Linked DNA regions of Homo sapiens: region 2 is linked to region 1. A link is a loop called in an ENCODE intact Hi-C map of the cell type or tissue named here. Cell type or tissue: heart right ventricle. All regions are shown on one strand. Each heading gives the region's core, and the rest is flanking DNA. Links, peaks and the distances in the headings are about the cores only. Region 1 overlaps FCHO1 (FCH and mu domain containing endocytic adaptor 1). Region 2 overlaps NIBAN3 (niban apoptosis regulator 3).

Region 1 (9,535 bases), core at 3,789-6,288:
GGTTGGATAAGAGCCTCTACTCAGGCCGGGTGCGGTGGCTCACGCCTGTAATCTCAACACTTTGGGAGGCCGAGGCAGGCAGATCACCTGAGGTCAGGAGTTCGAGACCAGCCTGTCCAACATGGTGAAACCCCATCTCTACTAAAAATACAAAAATTAGCCACGTGTGGCGGTACGCACCTGTAGTCCCAGCTACTTGGGAGGCTGAGGCAGAAAACTGTTTGAACCTGGGAGGCAGAGGTTGCAGTGAGCCAAGATCACACCACTGCACTCCAGCCCGGGCAACAAGAGCAAAACTCCCTCTCAAAAAAAAAAAAAAAAAAAAGAGCTTCTTCTGCCCCCACTCTGTGGTCTCCACCCACTCAGCTCTCCCTTGAACGGGCTCCAGCCTGGCCCTTTCCTATGGAGGGTGCCAGGAGCCCTTGTTGACACTACTGGGGACCTCGGGTGGTCACAGCCCACAGTCCCTCTGACTCGGGGGCTTCCCATTCTCCTCAGACAGCCCCCAGGAGCCCATCCCGCCGCTCTCCCCCCATCTCCTGCTGTCCTCCTGTCTCCAACCCCTCTGGGCTCCCCGGCTGTCCTCTCCTCTGCTCTCCCTGGGCGGCTGCTCCTCCTGTTTTGATGACGTCTTCAAGGAGGGGGTGCTCTGACCTGACCTTCCCCACACTCAGGGTCCACTGTGCACCTGACACCTAAAGGCACAGCCTCGACGTCCCCCACCCCTCCCTGACTCCACCCCTTCCCCATCCTCCTCCCTCCCTTGTCTCCGCCCCTTCCCCATCCTCCTCCCTCCCTTGACTGTCCCTTCCCCATCCTCCTCCCTCCCTTGACTCCGCCCCTTCCCCATCCTCCTCCCTCCCTTGACTCCGCTCCTTCCCCATCCTCCTCCTTCCCTTGACTCCGCTCCTTCCCCATCCTCCTCCCTCCCTTGACTCCGCTCCTTCCCCATCCTTACTCCTCCGAACTCTCCCCTGCAGCGACCTTTCCACCTGCTTCTCCCACTGCCACCCTTACCCCCATCGCCTACTTGCCTCCCTGGTTGCCTCCCCAGTCTCTGGTTTCTGCCCTCACTCCCGAAGCTGCCAGAGGGAGCCTGTGACCCCTGAGTCAGGTCCCGCCCCTCCCCTGCTCATGGCCCTCAGCGTTACTCAGGGTAACATTCACAAGCCCTCCCTGGGCCCATCAGGCCCTTCCTGGTCCCTGCCTTCTCTTCTTCCTCCTTCCGTGATCACCCCGTTCCAGCAGGCAGACCTCCTTGCTGTTCTTCAGACAGGCCTAGCGCGCTCCTGCCCCAGGACCTTTGCAGGGGCTGTGCCCTCTGCCCAGCACGCCTTTCCCCTCATGTCCACGTGGTTCTGTCCTCACCTCCCTCAAATCTCAGCTCAGATGTCCCTTCCTCAGGGAGGGCCCCCACCTGGCACCCGCTACCGCCTGCCTTGCTAAATGTCCATCTCATTGTTGTCCCTGCAACGGTGGGAGGTTCTGCCTGCCTGGTCCTGGCTGTGTCTCCAGCAGCCTGATCAGGCCCTGCCCAAAGCAGGCGCTCAATCCCCCGCCCAGGGTTCCAGCAACTCTCAGGCCCAGGCCCGCTGGACTCACCTCCTCCGGCCAAGGCCTCCAGCCCCCAGGGGCCTGGAGACGAGGCGAGGGGCTGCGGCGAGTCTGGCAGAGGCGGTGCCCGGATACCCCTGGCCTCTGGGGGTGGCGCCCTACAGCTGGGCGGGCTCTGCGGGGTGCCTGGGCGGGGGACCCAGGAATCTGGGGAGGGGCCAGGTGCCGCGTGGGACGGAGAGTCCAGGCCGGAATCCTCCACGTTTTCGGGCGACGAGGAGGAGAAAGGGGAGGGGCTGGAGGTGAAGCCCAGGCTGCTAGAGCCTTGGGGAGGGAAGCGGGCGGTCAGCTCCGACCCTCGCCCACTCAGAGTCCCTGCCCATCCTCCTGCAGGCCACGGCCACGTCGAGGGAAGGTCAGGGGGGCCCCCATTCAAAGTCCTTGTGCACGCCCCCAAGGCTACACCTTCTGGTGACTTCCCTCTCCACAAATGTCCGGCCCATCCACTCAGTCACCGCCCACTGGCCAAGGCCCCACCCTATCTATGGCCCCTCCCACGCGCACTCTGGCCCCGCCCACCCCTACACGGACTAGTCCTCCCTCCAGCCTGGCTTCCAGGGGACCTCATTGGCCTAACTCTGCAATGGCCCCACCCAACCTCCCTCCGGCCACACCCATGCCCTCCAATCCCTTATCCCCATCACCTGTAAAATCTTCGTGGTCAAAGGCTGACTCCAGGGGCGGCCCAAAGAGGTTCTTGGACACCTGCTCCTCTGACTGCAATCTCTCTGCACAGCTAGAGAGGGTGAGGCCAAGAGGGCTGCTTCTATTTTTCCCAAGCCTCATCCCACCCTGGGGCCTTTGCACATGCTGTTCCCAGTCTTTTTTTTTTTTGAGACGGAGTCTTGCTCTGTCGGCCAGGCTGCAGTGCAGTGGCACGATCTCAGCTTGCTGCAACCTCCGCTTCCTGCGTTCAAGCGATTCTCCTGCCTCAGCCTCCAGAGTAGCTGGGATTACAGGCACCTGCCACCATGCCCGGCTAATTTTTGTATTTTTAGCAGAGACGGGGTTTTACCATGCTGGCCAGCCTGATCCCAAACTCCTGACCTCAAGTGATCTGGCTGCTTTGGCCAGTGCTGGGATTGCAGGTGTGAGCCACTGTGTGCAGCCTGTTCCCAGTCTGGAGTTCCATTTCCCCAGCTCTCTTCACAGTCACCTCCTAGCTCCTCTTTGGGGCTTAGCTCCAAGTCACCCCCTCAGGGAGGTTCCCAACCCCACCTCAAGGGAAGTCACCTCCTCCTGTCTTCGCGTCATCTGCTTTAGTTTCTTCGTAGCACTTAGAAGTATCGAATATGCTCTAACTTATTTGCTTTTTTTTTTTTTTTTTTTTTTTTTTTGAGACGGAGTTTCCTCTTGCTGCCCAGGCTGGAATGCAATGGCACAACAGTGGCTTACTGCAAGCTCCGCCTCCCAGGTTCAAGCGATTCTCCTGCCTCACCCTCTCGAATAGCTGGGATTACAGGCATGTGCCACCATGCCTGGCTAATGCTGTATTTTTAGTAGAGATGGGGTTTCTTTATGTTGGTCAGGCTGGTCTCGAACTCTCGACCTCAGGTGATCCGCCTGCCTTGGCCTCCCAAAGTGCTGGAATTACAGGCGTGAGCCGCCACGCCTGGCCCTATTTGCTATTCTTAAAATCTGGAGTCACTAGAATGTGACTCTGAGAAGGGAGACCTGTCTCAGAACCCAGACCCTAGAACAGCACAGGTACACAGCAGGCACTCAATAAATGTTCATCAAATGAATGACTAAATGGTCCCTCAAAAGCCAGCATGGGCCAGGCACAAGGGCTCATGCCTGTAATCCCAGCACTTTGGCAAGCCGAGGTGGGCAGATCACTTGAGGTCAGGAGTTCGAGACCAGCCGGGCCAACATGGTGAAACCCTGTCTCTACTAAAAATACAAAAGTTAGCTGGGCGTGGTGGTGGGTGCCTGTAATCTCAGCTACTTAGGAGGCTGAGGCATGAAAATCGCTTGAACTCAGGAGGTGGAGGTTGCAGTGAGCTGAAATCGCACTCCAGCCTGGGTGACAGAGTGAGACTCTGTCTCAAAACAAAAACAAAAACAAAAAAACCCCAGCATGACGTCAACTCCCAGCCGGGACAAGAGAACACCAGGCGGAGACATGGGGAGGTGGAGGGAGGAGGTGGGGACAGCCCCCACCTGCCCACTCGTGTGGAACCCACCTGCTGGTTCTGGGGGCAGACCGAGGTCTCTGGGGTTTCCCAGCAGCGTCCCCTACAAGAGATGCACCTCCTTCAGCCTTCTTGTCACCCTGCCTGCAATGCTCCCCACTCCACAGACCAAGGGACCGAGGCTCGGGGGTGTCCAGCCAGTTGCCCAAGGTGATCAGCAAATCAGGCAGACATGGATTCAAGCCTAAGCGAGCCTGTCTCCAGATGCTAGCTTCTCCTGGCCCCAGCTACCCCTTTCAGCTCTCACTTAATTTCATAATGACCTCATTTTACAGAAAAGGAGACTGAAGGTCAGTGTGGTTAAGCAGCCTGCCCAAAGTTACAAAACGGAGTTATGATTCAAGCCCAAACCCATAGCCTCCCTTCCTTAGGATCCTCCCCACTCTGAAGACCAAAGGCTACTCACGTGAAGAATGGCGTTTCATGGTGCCCTGTGGACAAAGTGGGCAACATCACACACGAATGCATCCAGCCAGCCTCTCTAGCAACACCCAGGGCACCCCTCCCACGCCTCACCCCTGGGCCAGGAGGAAGGATGAGGCTGCCCGCGGTGGCCCTGAGCTGTGCCGCTGCTGCCTCGGGGCTGCAGGCTGGAGCCCGGGCCGGGGCAGGCTTGATGTGCACATAGAACTTGCGGGGCTCTTCATCGTCGAAGTCGGAGTCGCTGGACGAGAAACGGGAGGGCTCGGCCGTGCGTGGGCTGCAGTCAAGGTCCAAGCCAATCCCAACACAAGCTTTCCCCCAGTCAGCTCTCCAATCCAGCCTCGTCCCTCCCTGCTCAAACCCTTCGAGGTCCTGCCCAATCCCATCGCTCACCACGCGCCACCTTCAGTCCTGACACCATGTCCCACCAGCACTCCCACCCCCCCCGAGAAGCCTTTGCACAAGCATGCCCAGAACTAACTGGCAAACTCCTATTCGGCTGCAAAACCCCAACACTGGTGCCCCCTCCTCCAGGAAGCCCTGCTAGATCTCCTTTTCTCTCTCCCTCTTGCCCAGTGCTGACCCCATAGAGTGGGTGTTTACATTTAGGTTGGCTTCATCCACAAAGGAGACTCTCTCCAGGATGTACACAGAGAGGACTGCTGAAGGTGGACTGGTTATTACGGAGAATTTTGTCCTTGCTGTGCCAACAACTGCCCCCAGGGGGTGCCAGAAGGATATTGTTCTGGGTCACATCAGGCCGGACAGTGAAACCTTCTTCATCCACCTCTGGACATGTCTAGGGGAGTCAGGGGGCAGCAGTGAGTCAGGCGCCCCACTATCGAACCTTCCATCTCACCCTGCCAACCGCCCCCCGCCCTGCCCCCAGGCCTTGACTCAGACCTCAAAACCAACCCTGATGGCAACGACTGTCTTCCCTGGGTGTGTGGGCAGGTTCCTGGGACAAACTGAGCTTCGGCAGGGACATTATTCACACCCACGTAGTCCATGGGACTTTGCAGCTGAGGTGGGATATGAACCCAGCCCCCAGGCTCCAGCCCGCCCCTCAATCTCGGCTCTTTAGTTTCCAGTAGGGATCGGGACTCTAGGAGCCAAGAGTGGGATCAAACTCCTTCCACTTGTAGCCCAGCCTGACCCCTCCCACATCACTCACCCCTGAATCGGGCTCCAGGAAATCTCTGGGGATGGAGGAAGAGATGTTGGTGTCAGCTTCCGCAGCCCATCTGGTGCCCCCTGTCAGCCCCCAACACTGGACATGGAAGCTGGGGCAGCTCCCAGACTGTGATACTGCCCTGAGCTAGCCCTAGAGGCGGTGGGACCATGGGGCTTGCTTGGGGAGGGGGTTGAATCTGAAGTTAGCTGAGTAGAGAGTGTTCTCAAACAGCCTGGGAGGGAAGGAATCCTGGAACTCATTTGAAGGGCTGCCTTGTGAAGATAGGGAAAGTCGGGGCTAGCCTTGGCAAACAGAACAATCCTGGGCCAGCTTGGGCAGGGAAGATGCTACGTTACTCTGGGACAGGCAATTCCTGGCCTAACCTAGCAAAAGGAAGAATTCTGGACTAGCTTGGGCAGCGGTAATATTGAGCTAGCCGGGGGCAGAGGTACTCCTGGTCTAGCTCAGGTAGAGGGAATCCTGGTCCAGCCTGGAATATGGATACTCCTGGGCTATCCTAGGAGGGGACTTCTGGGATAGCCTGGGCAGGGGAGGGGATCTCGGTCTAGCCTGGGCCAGACCGGGCAGGGGTGCTTCCTCACACAGCTGCAGGTGGCTCTGGCTCCCGCTCCCGCCGGCTTAGTCCTGGAAGGCGAAAGGCCTTGGCTCCCCGCAAACGTTTCATCGCTGAGGATAGATTGGGGGGCACCTGAGCACTGTGAGCCTCCTTTCACATTCAGATCAGCCTCCCTCACCCCCATGGTCCAGCCTGGGCATCCAGGCCCAGACGTACTTGCCTTCCTGCAGGGCAGCCGCACTGTATGCCTCGAAGTCCAGAGGTCCTGAGACAGGAGACGGAAACTCAATTGAGGGGCTGGGCACGGTGGCCCATGCCTGTAATCCCAGCACTTTGGGAGGCTAAGGCGGGCGGATCACCTGAGGTCAGGAGTTCAAGACCAGCCTGGCCACCATGGTGAAACCCTGTCTCTGCTAAAATTACAAAAAAGCCGGACATGGTGGCAGGCGCCTGTAATCCCAGCTACTGGGGAGGCTGAGGCAGGAGAATCGCTTGAACCCAGGAGGCGGAGGTTGCAGTGAGCCGAGACTGCACCACTGCACTCCAGCCTGGGTGACAGAGCAAGACTCTGCCTCAAAAAAATTAAAAAAAAAAAAAAAAGAGAGAGAGAGAGAGAAAGAAACTAAATTGAGGGTGGGGAGACTGCGCTTGGAAAGGGTAGTACACTTTTGGCCACAAAATGGCACCTGGATCTGAACTCAAGGTCCATCAGGTTCCCGGACAAGAACCAGCCCCACATCATCAGAAGTGGGATGGACCAAGGGGCTGGTCTGGTTCCAGCAGGGCAGTGCCACCGCAGGGGGTGACATGAGCTACTTCTACATACTTCCAGCATTTGTGGCTGGAACTTGGGTTGGGTCGGGGAATGGACCATGCGTCTGTGCAGTGGGCTGGGCTTTGAGTGACAGGATAAGGAGTGGGAACTCTCTCCCAAGAACAATGGGGAGCCATGGAAGGTGTGTGAGCAGGAGGAGGACAAAACAGATCTGGGGCCTGTGAAGGGCAAGAGTGGGGCCCCATGCAGGGAGGGGAGACCTGAGCCAGGCCTGAGCCAGAGCGACAGGAGGGAGAAAGAACAGGTTTTGCTAGTTAACAAGACTTGAGGACGTAACTGTATACCAGCATTTAGTGAGTGCCTACTGTGTGCCTGGCACACCCTTTGCCCTTTACCTGCATGAAATCACTGAATGTTGCAACATTATTACATCCTCACTTTACAGATGAGGAAACTGAGGCTCAGAGAAGTCAAAGCACAGGTCCTAGGTCACACAGCAAGCGATGAAGAAAAGACTCAAACCCACGTCTCACTCTAAAACTTTTGCTCTTAACTCCTTCCCAGTCCTGCATCTGCGCATTCCCAAATTGTTCTTTTGCTCAACAACCCTCAATGGCTCCCTTAGGCCCTGGGGGTGAAGTCTGATCAGCCAAGCCTGGCATTCAAGGCTCCTCTGGGATCTGGTTCAAAGACATTTACACATAAGATCAGGCTGGAGAGCTGGACTTGTCAGCAGCCCATTTTTCCCATGAAGAAACCAAGGCCTGGCCATGTGCAGTGGCTCACGCCTGTAATCCCAGCACTTTGGGAGGCCGAGGCAGGCAGATCACCTGAGGTCAAGAGTTCGAGACCAGCCTGGCCAACATGGTGAAACCTCGTCTCTATTAAAAATAAAAAAATAAAAAAAAAATTAGCTGGGCATGGTGGCACATGCCTGTCTGCAGCTGTGGCCCCGAAGCCCGACCCCCAATGGCTGCCCTGACTCACCAGGCTTCTCCCGGCCTGTGCCCTTACTCTCTGCAAACTTCCTGAGTAGCATCTCCACGCTGACGTTCTCGATGTTCTGCTTAAATTCCTCATGCACCTGTGCCGGGTGGGCGGGGTGTGTAACTGGTCAAGGCCCCTTTGCCCAGCAGTGACCCCAGCCTCATTCCTCACACCTGCCCAACTCACCTGCCCAATCTGCACGTGCGTGTCCTCCACCGAGTGAGCATATGAGCCCAGCAGTGCCTTCATGTGCCTCAGGTGTGTCTCCTCCATGGCTTGGAAGCGCTGAAGCAGGAGGGCAGAGGCAGGTGGAAAGGAGGTCAGGGCCAAGAAGAAGTGGCCATATGACTCAGCCTGACCAATCAGAATACCCTAAGCCCTTGGCTCAGTGATTGATTTGGGGAAGGGCCAATGAGAGTCTGCCCTAGGACTTTCATTGACTCTACAGGAAAAGGCACTTCCATTCCTGAGCCAATGTGCTGATGGGATGTAAGTGGGGGTTGCTGGTGCCCAGTTTGATGCACACATGTGCATGCTTGCACACACATGCACACACACACACACACAAGGGGATGTCTGTGTGGGAGTGATGTCCCCAGAGAGAAAAACAGACTTAAGAAGCAGAAATAGTGGTCAGCTGTGGTGTATCATGCCTGTAATCCCAGCACTTTGGGAGGCCAAGGCAGGTGGATCATCTGAGGTCAGGAATTCAAGACCAGTCTGGGCAACATGGTGAAACCGTTTCTACTAAAAATACAAAAATTAGCTGGGTGTGGTGGCACGTGCCTGTAATCCCAACTACTAGGGAGGCTGAGGCAGGAGAATCACTTGAGCCCAGGAGGCGGAGGTTGCAGTGAGCTGAGATCACGCCACTGCACTCCAGCCTGAGTGACAGAGAGATCCCATCTCAAAAAAATAAAAGAAGCAGAAATTCACAATTTCCTGCCAGCACTATTTGAGCACATGGATTCAGCTATGACTGAAACCTCCACAACTCAAAAATAAAACTTTACAGTTCCCTGAGCTTGTCAGTTTTTTTAAATTTTATTTTTTATTTTATTTTTTATTTTTTTGAGACAGAGTCTCGCTCTGTCGCCCAGGCTGGAGTGCAGTGGCGCAATCTCGGCTCACTGCAAGCTCCGCCTCCTGGGTTCTCGCCATTCTCCGGCCTCAGCCTCCTGAGCAGCTGGGACTACAGGCACCCACCACCACGCCCGGCTAATTTTTTTGTATTTTTAGTAGAGAGGGGGTTTCACCGTGTTAGCCAGGATAGTCTCGATCTCCTGACCTCGTGATCCACCTGCCTCGGCCTCCCAAAGTGCTGGGATTACAGGCATGAGCCACCGCGCCCAGCCTTTTTCTTTTCTTTTCTTTTTTTTTTTTATATACACCTGTCGGTTTGAATGAAGGCTTCTATCACTTGTAACTTGAAAAAAGTTCTGATTCCTAATCCTCAGATTCCAATCTGCTTGAATTTATTTTATTTTTTCGAGACAGGGTTCCACTCTATCACCTAACCTGGAGTACAATGGCTCGATCTTGGCTCACTGCAACCTCCGCCTTCTGGTTCAAGTGATTCTCCCGCCTCAGCCTCCTGAGTAGCTGGGATTACAGGCACCTGCCACTACGCCCGGCTAATTTTGTATTTTTAGTAGAGACAGGCTTTCGCCATGTTGGCCAGGCTGGTCTCAAACTCCTGACCTCAGGTGATCCTCCCGCCTCGGCCTCCCAAAGTGCTGGGATTACAGGTGTGAGCCACCACACCCTGCCTGGGATTTCTGCAGTCCATA
Region 2 (9,535 bases), core at 1,584-4,083, 240 kb after region 1:
ACCACATGTGGCTGCTGCCTGGTCACGGGCTCATGTCCCCATGAGACTGGCAGCCCCGCGGAGTTGTCTCGATCATCGTGGTCTCTCCAGGGCACACTTAGCAGGAGGTCAGTGGAGGCTGTCTTCACAGCCTGGCCTCATCCCAGCCTCCTCTCACCCTCACCTGCTGTGCAAGATCTTGGGCCCCAAACACGAGGCTCTGCATCCCCAGAAAGCCAAACGGTGCTGCCAGCTGCCCCAAGCGCCCCCGGCTCCGCTCGGCCTCACGGTAGCATGTCTGCATCAGCGCCAAGTCCCACGGCATCTCCCCAAATGAGTAAACCTGTGCTCCCGGAAGCAGTTTTGGGGGAAAAATGCTGTCAGCTGATTGCAAAGGGCCAGGGACCCCATTACCAATTCACCAAAGGAGAAACACAAATGAAAATACATCCCGTCTCAGCTGTCACCAAAGAAACTCATAATACAATAGTGGTGGGCCAGGCATGGTGGCTCACACCTGTAGTCCCATCAGTTTGGGAGGCCGAGGTGGGTGGATCACTTGAGGTGAGGAGTTCGATACCAGCCTGGCCAGCATGGTGAAACCCTGTCTCAACTAAAAATACAAAAATTAGCTAGGTGTAGTGGCACACACCTGTACTCCCAGCTACTTGGGAGGCTGAGGCATGAGAATTGCTTGAACCCAGGAGGTTGCAGTGAGCCAAGATCGCACCACTGCACTTCAGCCTGGGCGGCAAAATGAGACTCTGTCTCAAAAATAAAATAAAATAAAATAAAATAAAATAAAATAAAATAAAATAAAATAAAATAAAATAAGTAGCAGTGAGGCACGGTGTCATGGACATAAAATGATAAAACCTGAAAAAACTATAACAAGCGATGCTGGCACAATTGAGAGGAAATGAGCACATTTCCTGGCCCAGATCTGTGAATACCATCTCATGTTCTGTCTGTGCTGGGCCCTGGGGCTGCAGAAATGGAATACTCTAACCCAGTCTCTGCTTACAAATTAGGGGAGACAGAGTATAGAAATCACCCACAGTGGTATGAAAGTCAGGCTGTGATAAGAGAAGCACAGGCTACTGCAAGACATAGAGGGGACCAGGGACAGTTCCTGGAGAAGGTGATTAGGAAATGGAGGCTTAAGAATGAGTTGAAGGTTGCCTGGTACATAGTAGGTGCTATTCTATGTATGTATGTATGTATGTATGTATGTATGTATGTATGTATATATGTATGTATGTATTTTAGGTGCTACTTGTATATCAGATGCACTGAGGTGACCTGCCTTGAGCAGAATTCTCTGGGTTGTTGCCCTACAGGGGAATGGGAGGAGGAGTTTGGGGGATGACCTCAGACTGATTTTGCTAAATTGCCACTTTTCTCATCCAACTCCTTTCCCCTCACGTTTTAAACTGTGTTCCATGGCCAGTGCGGTGGCTCAAGCCTGTAATCCCAGCACTTTGGGAGGCCAATGCAGGCAGATCGCTTGAGCCCAGGAGTTTGAGACCAGCCTGGGCAACAAAGCAAGACCCCCATCTCTACAAAAAAATTAAAAAATTAGCTGGGCTTGGTGGCGTGCGCCTGTATTTCCAGCTACTTGGGATGCTAAAGTAAGAGGATTGATTAAGCCCGGGAGGTCGAGGCTGCAGTGAGTTAAGATTGTGCCACTACACTTCAGCCAGGGTGACAGAGCGACACCCCTGTCTCAAAAACAAAAAACAAACAAAAACTGTGCTCCACTGACCATAGCATGGTGATGGGTCCACAATAAGTAAAAAGCAGCCTAGAACAAATTCAGTGAAGATTCTCCACAGGAAAGACTCAAGTTAACACATCACCCTCTGGCTCACTGAACCCCTACCCACGGGAGCTCACCTCCCTGCGCAGCCGCGTGCCTGAGGGGCTCTGGCGCAGGCGGTGGGACAGTCGGTCCATGCCTTGAGCCAGGAGGGTCCGCACCGCCTCGAGCGAGGCTTCCACGGTGCGCAGCAGGGTCTGCACGACCCGGGGCAGCTGCGGGTCCACCTCCCGGCGCAGGCACGACTCGAGCGGTCCCCTGATATCCGCTGGGAGTGGAAGACACTGGTCTGGAGTCCCCTCCGCAAGGTGCCTCACAGATGGGGATGTGCAGGGGCCCTCGCGAGGGGGACGCGAGCAGGGACGCTGAGCGCCCTCTTCTACCCATTGTAATGATGAGAAAACTGAGCCTCGGAGGGGCGGGCCCAGTCAGGATTCCCACCTGGGTCTTTGTAGGGGCCACCTTGGCCCACCGCTGCCCATGTATCAGCCTTTACCCCCGCCCCTCCTCCGCTGTTCTACTTCCCAGGCCCGCCCACCCGCATTGGCCCGGCTCTGGGCCTCAACTCCTCGAGCCTCAGCCTCAAGGCCACGCCTATCCCCCGCTGAGGCCCCGCCCTTTTTGTATCCAAGCAGCCCCCTTAGGACCTGGTTTCCTCCGGACAGACTCTAGGCCCCGCCCCCAGTGCCTCGACCACAAGACCACGCCCACCGCCTCGCTTTGGCCCCGCCCCTTCCCCACCCGTTCCCTTGCACATCCTATGCTTGGCCCCGCCCCTCTCTGACCACGCCCCCATTTTACATAACTTCAAGCCCATTCTTCGCTTAGGTCACGCCCCTTTTTCCCCAGCATCGCCTCGCCCCTCCCAGCCCAGGCTCCGCCCCAGGGCCTCACTCCTCAGCCGCCCCGCCACACGCGCCCGCTGCCGCAGCAGCTGGTCCACGTCCGGGCGGATCGTCTTCTCCAGCGACGCAAGCAGCTCGTCCTTTTCGGGCTGGAAGGCGCAGAGCCCGGCGGAGGCCCCGGCCAGGACAGCTGCGTGAACGGCGTCTAGAAGCTGCCCAGACCGGTCGAGGGGGGACAAAGCCGAGACACGGGGCGGGGATGGGGGTCAGAGAGATCGGGAGAGGGTTTAGGCGACAGTCGTGGGAGGGGAACCCGAACGCCCGCATCCCGCCCCCTATCCCGGATCCGGACGCCGTGCATACCTCGGTCCAGGCCCAGGCGCGGGCGCGGCCTGCCCCCCGCAGGCCAGGAAGGGTCTGGGCTCGCAGCGCGGGAAGTTGCTCCCGCATCAGCACCGCGGTCAGCACCTGCAGGAGAGGGGGCCATGGGCGCCGCGGTCGGCCGGGAGGGTCCTGGGGGTCCCGGGTGCGGCCTCGCGGGGCACTAACCTCGGCGTCTGAGCCTAGGGTCACGTCGTCGTCGCCAAAGTGGCCTTGGTGCTGCCGGTAGAGTCGGACGGCGTCCAGGAAGGCCCGGGCAGCAGGGGCCTGGCTTCGCTGCAGGACTGAGAGGGGCTGCTCCTCAGTGCCTGCTGGTAGCTCCCCTGCCTGGCTCCCGATGGCCCGGGGAGGAAGCCCTCCGCCTGGCCAGGTCCCCAACACCCAAGTCTCACCCATCTCTGGAACTTTGCATAGGCAATGCCCTCCACAGGGAACACAGTCCCCCAAGACCATCATGTTTATTCAACTTAGAAGGAACCCTCTACTGGCAGCCACAGCCCCGTGACCAGCAGTTCAGGCCATACATACTGCAGCCACTAGCTGTTCCTCTAGTTGCATCGTTTGTGCAGTCAACAACCTGCCCAACTGTGTGTGTCAGTCCTGCTGCTCCCCTACTTTTTTCTTTCTCTCTTTCCCTTCCTCCCTTTCTTCCTTCCTTTCCCTCCCTCCCTCTCTTTCTTTCTTTCTCTTTCTTTCTTTCTTGCTTTCTTTCTTCTTTCTTTCTCCTTTCTTTTCTTTTTCTTTCCTTTCTTTTTCCTTCTTTTCTTTCTTCTGTTCTCTTCTCTCCTCTTTTCTTTTCTTTTCTCTCTCTTTCTCAGGGGGTCTCTCTGTTGCTCAGGCTGAAGTGCGGTAGCATGATCATTGCTTACTGCAGCCTCCAAGTCCTGGGCTCAAGTGATCCTCCCACCTAAGCCTCCTGAGTAGCTGAGACCACAAGCTCATGCCACCACGCCACTGTGCCTGACCTATTCCCCTTCTTCATCTGGCTGGCCCCTCATCTTTTTTTTTTTTTTTTTTTAAGACAGAGTCTCACTCTGTTGCCCAGGCTGGAGTGCAGTGGCACCATCTCGGCTTACTGCAAGCTCCACCTCCTGGGTTCATGCCATTCTCCTGCCTCAGCCTCCCGAGTAGCTGGGACTACAGGCGCCTGCCACCACGCTCGGCTAATTTTTTGTATTTTTAGTAGAGATGGGGTTTCACCGTGTTAGCGAGGATGGTCTCAATCTCCTGACCTCGTGATCCTCCCGCCTCGGCCTCCCAAAGTGCTGGGATTACAGGTGTGAGCCACCGCGCCCAGCGGCTAGTCCTTCATCTTTTACAGACCCCAGCTTCCCCTCATCTGGGAAGCCTGCTCTAACCCCCATCCCTCAGGCTGAGCTCCCATAGCACCCTGTGTGTCTCTGTTACAGCCCTAGTCACTCACAACTGCCTGGTGTCCCTTCTGGCTCCCCCAACAACCCATTTTCTTCTCGTGTGTGTGTGTGTGTGTGATGGAGTTTTGCTCTTGTTGCCCAGGCTGGAGTGCAGTGCCGCGATCTTGGCTCACTGCAACCTCCACCTCCCGGGTTCAAGTGATTCTCCTGCCTCAGCCTCCCGAGTGGCTGGGATTACAGGTGCCTTCCACCATGCCCAGCTAATTTTTGTATTTTTAGTAGAGACAGGATTTCGCCATGTTGTCCAGGCTGGTCTCGAACTCCTGACATTGGGTGATCTGCCTGCCTCGGCCTCCCAAAATGCTAGAATTACAGGCATGAACCACCACACCTGGCCTAAAAACCCATTTTCTGGGTAAAGAAAGTGAGGCCTGGAGAGGTCCCGAGCCAACAGAGGCTGAGCCATCTGACCCCAGACCATTAGCCCCACAAATGTCTGACCCGTCCTGAGACCCACCTATGCCCTGAAGCCGGATGCCACCCTGCAGGGCCAGCCTCCAGGCATGCTGTGCCTCCCTGGTGGCTGCAGAGAAGCAGAGGTGCCGGCGGAAGGGGTGCTGCAGGAACAGCGGGAAGCTCACAGGCACTTCCAAGAGGGAGTCAGGCTCTTCCTGAGTATGGTCTCCTGAAAACAAACAGGAGGTCGCATCTTCTAGACGTTCATTCACTAGGAGAAAATACCCCTGAAATGCATACAGCAGTCCCTGGCATGGGCAGTTGCTCGATAAATATGAGTCATACCACGATACTTGCCACCATCCTTATTCCAACAGCACTGGGTGGGGCACAGTTTTGGGGGAGGCAGGGTCACCTTCTTCCACTGCATGCCCAAGGCAGACATCACCAATCCATCCCAGAACTGTTTTCCAGCCTTAGCATCCTTAATACAGTCCTCCTGGCAGCCACCACCAATCCATTCAAGCTGGGATGTTATCTGAGTCGTCCGGCTTTATGTGGGGTTTTGGAGTCAGTCAGACCCGGGTTCCAACCTGACCAAACCACTTTCATTTTCTTTCTTTTTTTAACAAAAGGGACAGGGTCTCACTATGTTACCCAGGCTGGTCTTGAACTCCTGAGCTCAAGCGATCTGCCTGCCTCAGCCTCCCAAAGTACTAGGATTACAGGTGTGAGCCATTGTGCCCAGCCTGGCCAAGCTACTTTCTAGCTCTATGACTAGGGCACACAGCTCTATGAGCTGTGATTTTCCTGCCCAAATGGGGTTAACAGTGATACCGATGACCTAGAATTATTGACAAGACAAAATAAGTGAATTCAGCTTTGGTTAATTTATTTGGGGACCAGCCGCGGTGGCTCATGCCTGTAATCCCAGCACCTTTGGAGGCTGAAGTGGGAGGATCCCTTGGGCCCAGGAGTTCCAGACCAGCCTGCACAAGATATTTTTTATTAAAAACATAAGTATATGAAAAGAAATATTTAGGGTATCCTGTCTCCAGTGTTTTGTTCCACTTTCCAGGATGATAAACACAGACTGCGATAAAACCCAACAATCCAGGCCAGGCGAGGTGGGTCATGCCTGTAATCCCAGCACTTTGGGAGCCTGAGGCAGGCGGATCACGTGAGGTCAGGAGTTCGAGACCAGCCTGGCCAACGTGGTGAAACCCCGTCTCTACTAAAACACAAAATTTACAGGGTGTGGTGGCAGGTGCCTATGGTCTCAGCTACTCAGGAGGTTGAGGCAGGAGGATCACTTGAGCCTGGGAGGCGGAGGTTGCAGTGAGCAGAGATCATGCCACTGCACTTGAGCCTGGGAGACAGAGCAAGAGCAAGACTCTGTCCAAAAACAAAAAGAAGAAGAAAAGAAAAGGAAATCAATAGTCCAGAAGGTGGAAGCTCCTGATCATCTCAGTCTTCCAGCCTCAGCCCCCAGAGACGATAATGACTGTTAATAGTTTAGGGGACATTTCTCCAGATTCTAAAATCTGCGTGAAACTGTGTGAGGTGCATATCTGTGACAAGATGGGATTTTCTGCCTTGGAACTGGTCATTTTGCTCCTTGATACGTCTGGGACACTTTCAGTGGCTAAGTTTTGCTTTCTTTTATTTATTGTTTTTAAATTTTAATTTATTTTTATTTCAGAGATGGAGTCTTCCTCTGCTGCCCAGGCTGGAATACAGTGGTGTGATCATAGCTCACGGTGGCCTCAAACTCCTAGGCTCGAGTGATCCTCCCACTTTGGCCTCTCAAAGTGCTGAGACTGCAGGCGTGAGCCACCTGGCTTTTTTTTTTTTTTTTTGACAGAGTCTTGCTCTGTCTCCCATGCTGGAGTAAAGTGGCGCTGTCTTGGCTCACTATAACCTCTGCCTCCCAGGTTCAAGCAATTCTCCTGCCTCGGTCTCCTGAGTAGCTGGGATTATAGGCGTGTGCCACCACGCTCGGCTAATTTTTGTATTTTTAGTAGAGGTGGGGTTTCGCCATGTTGGCCAGGCTGGGACCTCAGGTGATCTGCCCGCCTTGGCCTCCCAAAGTGCTGGGATTACAGGCATGAGCCACCGCACCCAGGTTTTTATTTATTTATTTATTTATTTAAATAGAGACAGCTCCTGGCTCTGTTGCCCAGGCTGCTGGAGTTCAATGGTGTGATCATAGTTCACAGCAGCCCCTAACTCCTGGGCTCAAGTGATCCTCCCGCCTCTGCCTTCTGAGTAGCTGGGACTACCGGCACATGCCACCACACCTAGGTAATTTTATTTTTTAAAATGTTTGTGGAGATGGGGGTCTCACTATGTTACCCAGGCTGGTCTGGAACTCCTGGCCTCAGGGGATCCTCCTGTCTCTGCCTCCCAAGTACCTGGGACTACAGGCATATGCCGCCACAGCCAGCTCACTGTTCATTACCAAGGGCCAGGCCATAATATATTTAATCAACCCTCAAGAGATGGGTATTTGGGCAGATTCTGATGTTTTGAGCAGCATCAACATCTCAGCAGACTACATTTTTGTGTCCTTTGACAGCAAGATAGCTTTTAGGTGAAGCAGAGGGTGCAATTCTAGCTCTGCCCTTGACTGTGTGACAATCCTCAGCCTCAATGTCCTTATCTGTGAAATGGGGTAGTTAGTGATGGGCCTGCCTGCTGGGCAGACTTTATGAGATAGTGCAAGCCCAATGCTGAGTTATTTGCCAGGCACATGCCTGGAATTGGAATTGTTCCTTCTCTAATTTCTTTTCTTTTCTTTTTTTTTTTTTTTTTGAGATGGAGTCTTGCTCTGTCACCCTGGCTGGAGTGCAGTGGCGCGATCTCGGCTCACTGCAAGCTCTGCCTCCCGGGTTCACGCCATTCTCCTGCCTCAGCCTCCTGAGTAGTTGGGACTACAGGTGCCCGCCACCACAACTGGCTAATTTTTTGTATTTTTAGTAGAGATGGGGTTTCACCATGTTAGCCAGGATGGTCTTGATCTCCTGACTTCATGATCTGCCCGCCTCAGCCTCCCAAAGTGCTGGGATTACAGGCGTGAGCCACCACGCCCGGCCTACCTTTTGTATTTTTAGTAGAGACAGGGTTTCACCATATTGGTCAGGCTGGCCTCATGAGGTCTCCTCCTGACCTCAGGTGATCCACCTGCCTTGGTCCCCCAAAGTGCTCGGATTACAGGCGCATGTCATTACACCGGCTAATTTTTGTATTTTTAGTAGAGACGAGGTTTCACCACGTTGGCCAGGCTAGTCTCGAACTCCTGACCTCAAGTGATCCGCCCACCTCGGCCTCCCAAAGTGGTGGGATTATAGGCATGAGCCACCGTGCCCAGCCTATTGTTTTTAATTGTTTTTGTTGTTGTTTTTGGAGATGGGGTTTCAGTCTATTGCCCAGGCTGGAGTGCAGTGGGGCAATCTCGGCTCACTGCCACCACCTCCCAGGCTTAAGCGATCCTCCCGCCTCAGCCTCCCGAGTAGCTGGGACTACAGGCATGAGACAGTGCACCCATCCCAGATTTTACTGTTTTTATCCTTTGCTATTCTGATTCTGGTCCCATGACCTAACTCTCCCCCTCACCCTTGCAAGAGTGGGTGTTTGTTTGTTTGTTTGTTTGTTTGTTTTCCAGAGTAGGGATGCTCACCCGTAGCAACGCTGCCCCCGGGAGACACTTGGCAATGCTGGAGACATTGGTGGTTGTCGCACCCAGGGTGGGGGCTGCTGCAGGCAGGGAGTGGGTGGAAGCCAGGGATGCTGCTTACTGCCCTGCTGTACACGGGACGCCCCCACCGCAGAGAATGATCTGGCCCCACATGTTAATGATGCTGGGGTGGAGAAACCTGTTCCTGGGAACCCCGGGACCCTTACCCAAGGATTCAGGGCAGAGAGCATCCAAAAGGCGGAGATATTCTCGCTGGGAAGTCAGGAGCGTGTATCCTGTCAGGGCTGTTGAGCCAAGGCAGTGGCCCCCGTTTTCATATTCCTACAAAAGGTACCCAGAGAACCAACCTGGGACAGGTCTGAACTGTGGCTTCTGTGTCCCAACTATACCATCAAGGGAAGATTTCAGATGAGCTGAAAAATCCTCTGCCCCTCCCACCCCTCCCTCCCTCTCCTTTCCTCCATTCCTCCCTCTCTCTTTTTTTTTTTTTTTGTTTTTGAGACAGAGTCTCACTCTGTCACCCAGGCTGGAGTGCGATGGCGCGATCTCAGCTCACCGCAACCTCCACCTCCCAAGTTCAAGTGATTCTTCCACCTCAGCCTCCCGAGTAGCTGGGATTACAGGCACCCGCCACCACAGCAGGCTAATTTTTGTATTTTTAATTGAGACGGGGTTTCGCCATGTTGCCCAGGCTGGTCTTGAACTCCTGACCTCAGGTGATCCACTTGCCTTGGTCTCCCAAAGTGTTGGCATTACAGGCCTGAGCCACCGTGCCTGGCCCTAGGTTTTGTATTTTTAGTAGAGACGGAGTTTCACCATGTTGGCCAGGCTGTTCTTGAACTCCTGGGCTGAAGGGATCTATTTGCCTCAGCCTCCCAAAGGGCTGGGATTATAGGCGTGAGCCACGAGGCCCGGCTCTCCCTCCCTTTTTTTTTCCTCCTCTCTCCCTCCATCCATCCTACCTCTGCCCCCATAACTTTCTCCC

The links. Hi-C counts contacts between places; a loop is a spot of excess contacts. Peaks named below come from ENCODE experiments on the same cell type or tissue, not always from the same donor. Only the 100,000 strongest peaks of a DNase experiment are listed, where the experiment ranks them.
Region 2: it touches region 1 in a loop (2.1-fold over the local background); 4 of 110 quality-filtered maps call a loop at or near these places.

The regions. Positions count from the first base shown.
Region 1 is chr19:17,770,952-17,780,486 of GRCh38, reverse strand. FCHO1 (FCH and mu domain containing endocytic adaptor 1) reads right to left here. Exons shown (of 29, transcript NM_015122.3): 10 at 7,932-8,030; 11 at 7,746-7,842; 12 at 6,204-6,248; 13 at 6,009-6,093; 14 at 5,407-5,431; 15 at 4,974-5,031; 16 at 4,326-4,504; 17 at 4,216-4,240; 18 at 3,801-3,852; 19 at 2,259-2,350; 20 at 1,603-1,878. Among named protein-coding and RNA genes, the nearest start is that of B3GNT3, 19 kb to the left of the region's middle. RefSeq lists an enhancer at 3,721-4,060. In heart right ventricle, for the core only: a CTCF peak has its summit at 4,946 (motif pointing right); a DNase peak (open chromatin) is centred at 4,966; H3K27me3 peaks cover 2,378 bases.
Region 2 is chr19:17,532,923-17,542,457 of GRCh38, reverse strand. It overlaps NIBAN3 (niban apoptosis regulator 3), which reads right to left. Exons shown (of 15, transcript NM_001321827.2): 4 at 8,757-8,871; 5 at 4,915-5,082; 6 at 3,193-3,308; 7 at 3,007-3,111; 8 at 2,693-2,855; 9 at 1,876-2,066; 10 at 164-322. Among named protein-coding and RNA genes, the nearest start is that of NIBAN3, 10 kb to the right of the region's middle. RefSeq lists silencers at 2,352-2,671, 3,082-3,171. In heart right ventricle, for the core only: CTCF peaks have their summits at 2,841 and 3,042 (motif pointing left); a DNase peak (open chromatin) is centred at 2,577; H3K4me3 peaks cover 1,120 bases; H3K27ac peaks cover 842 bases.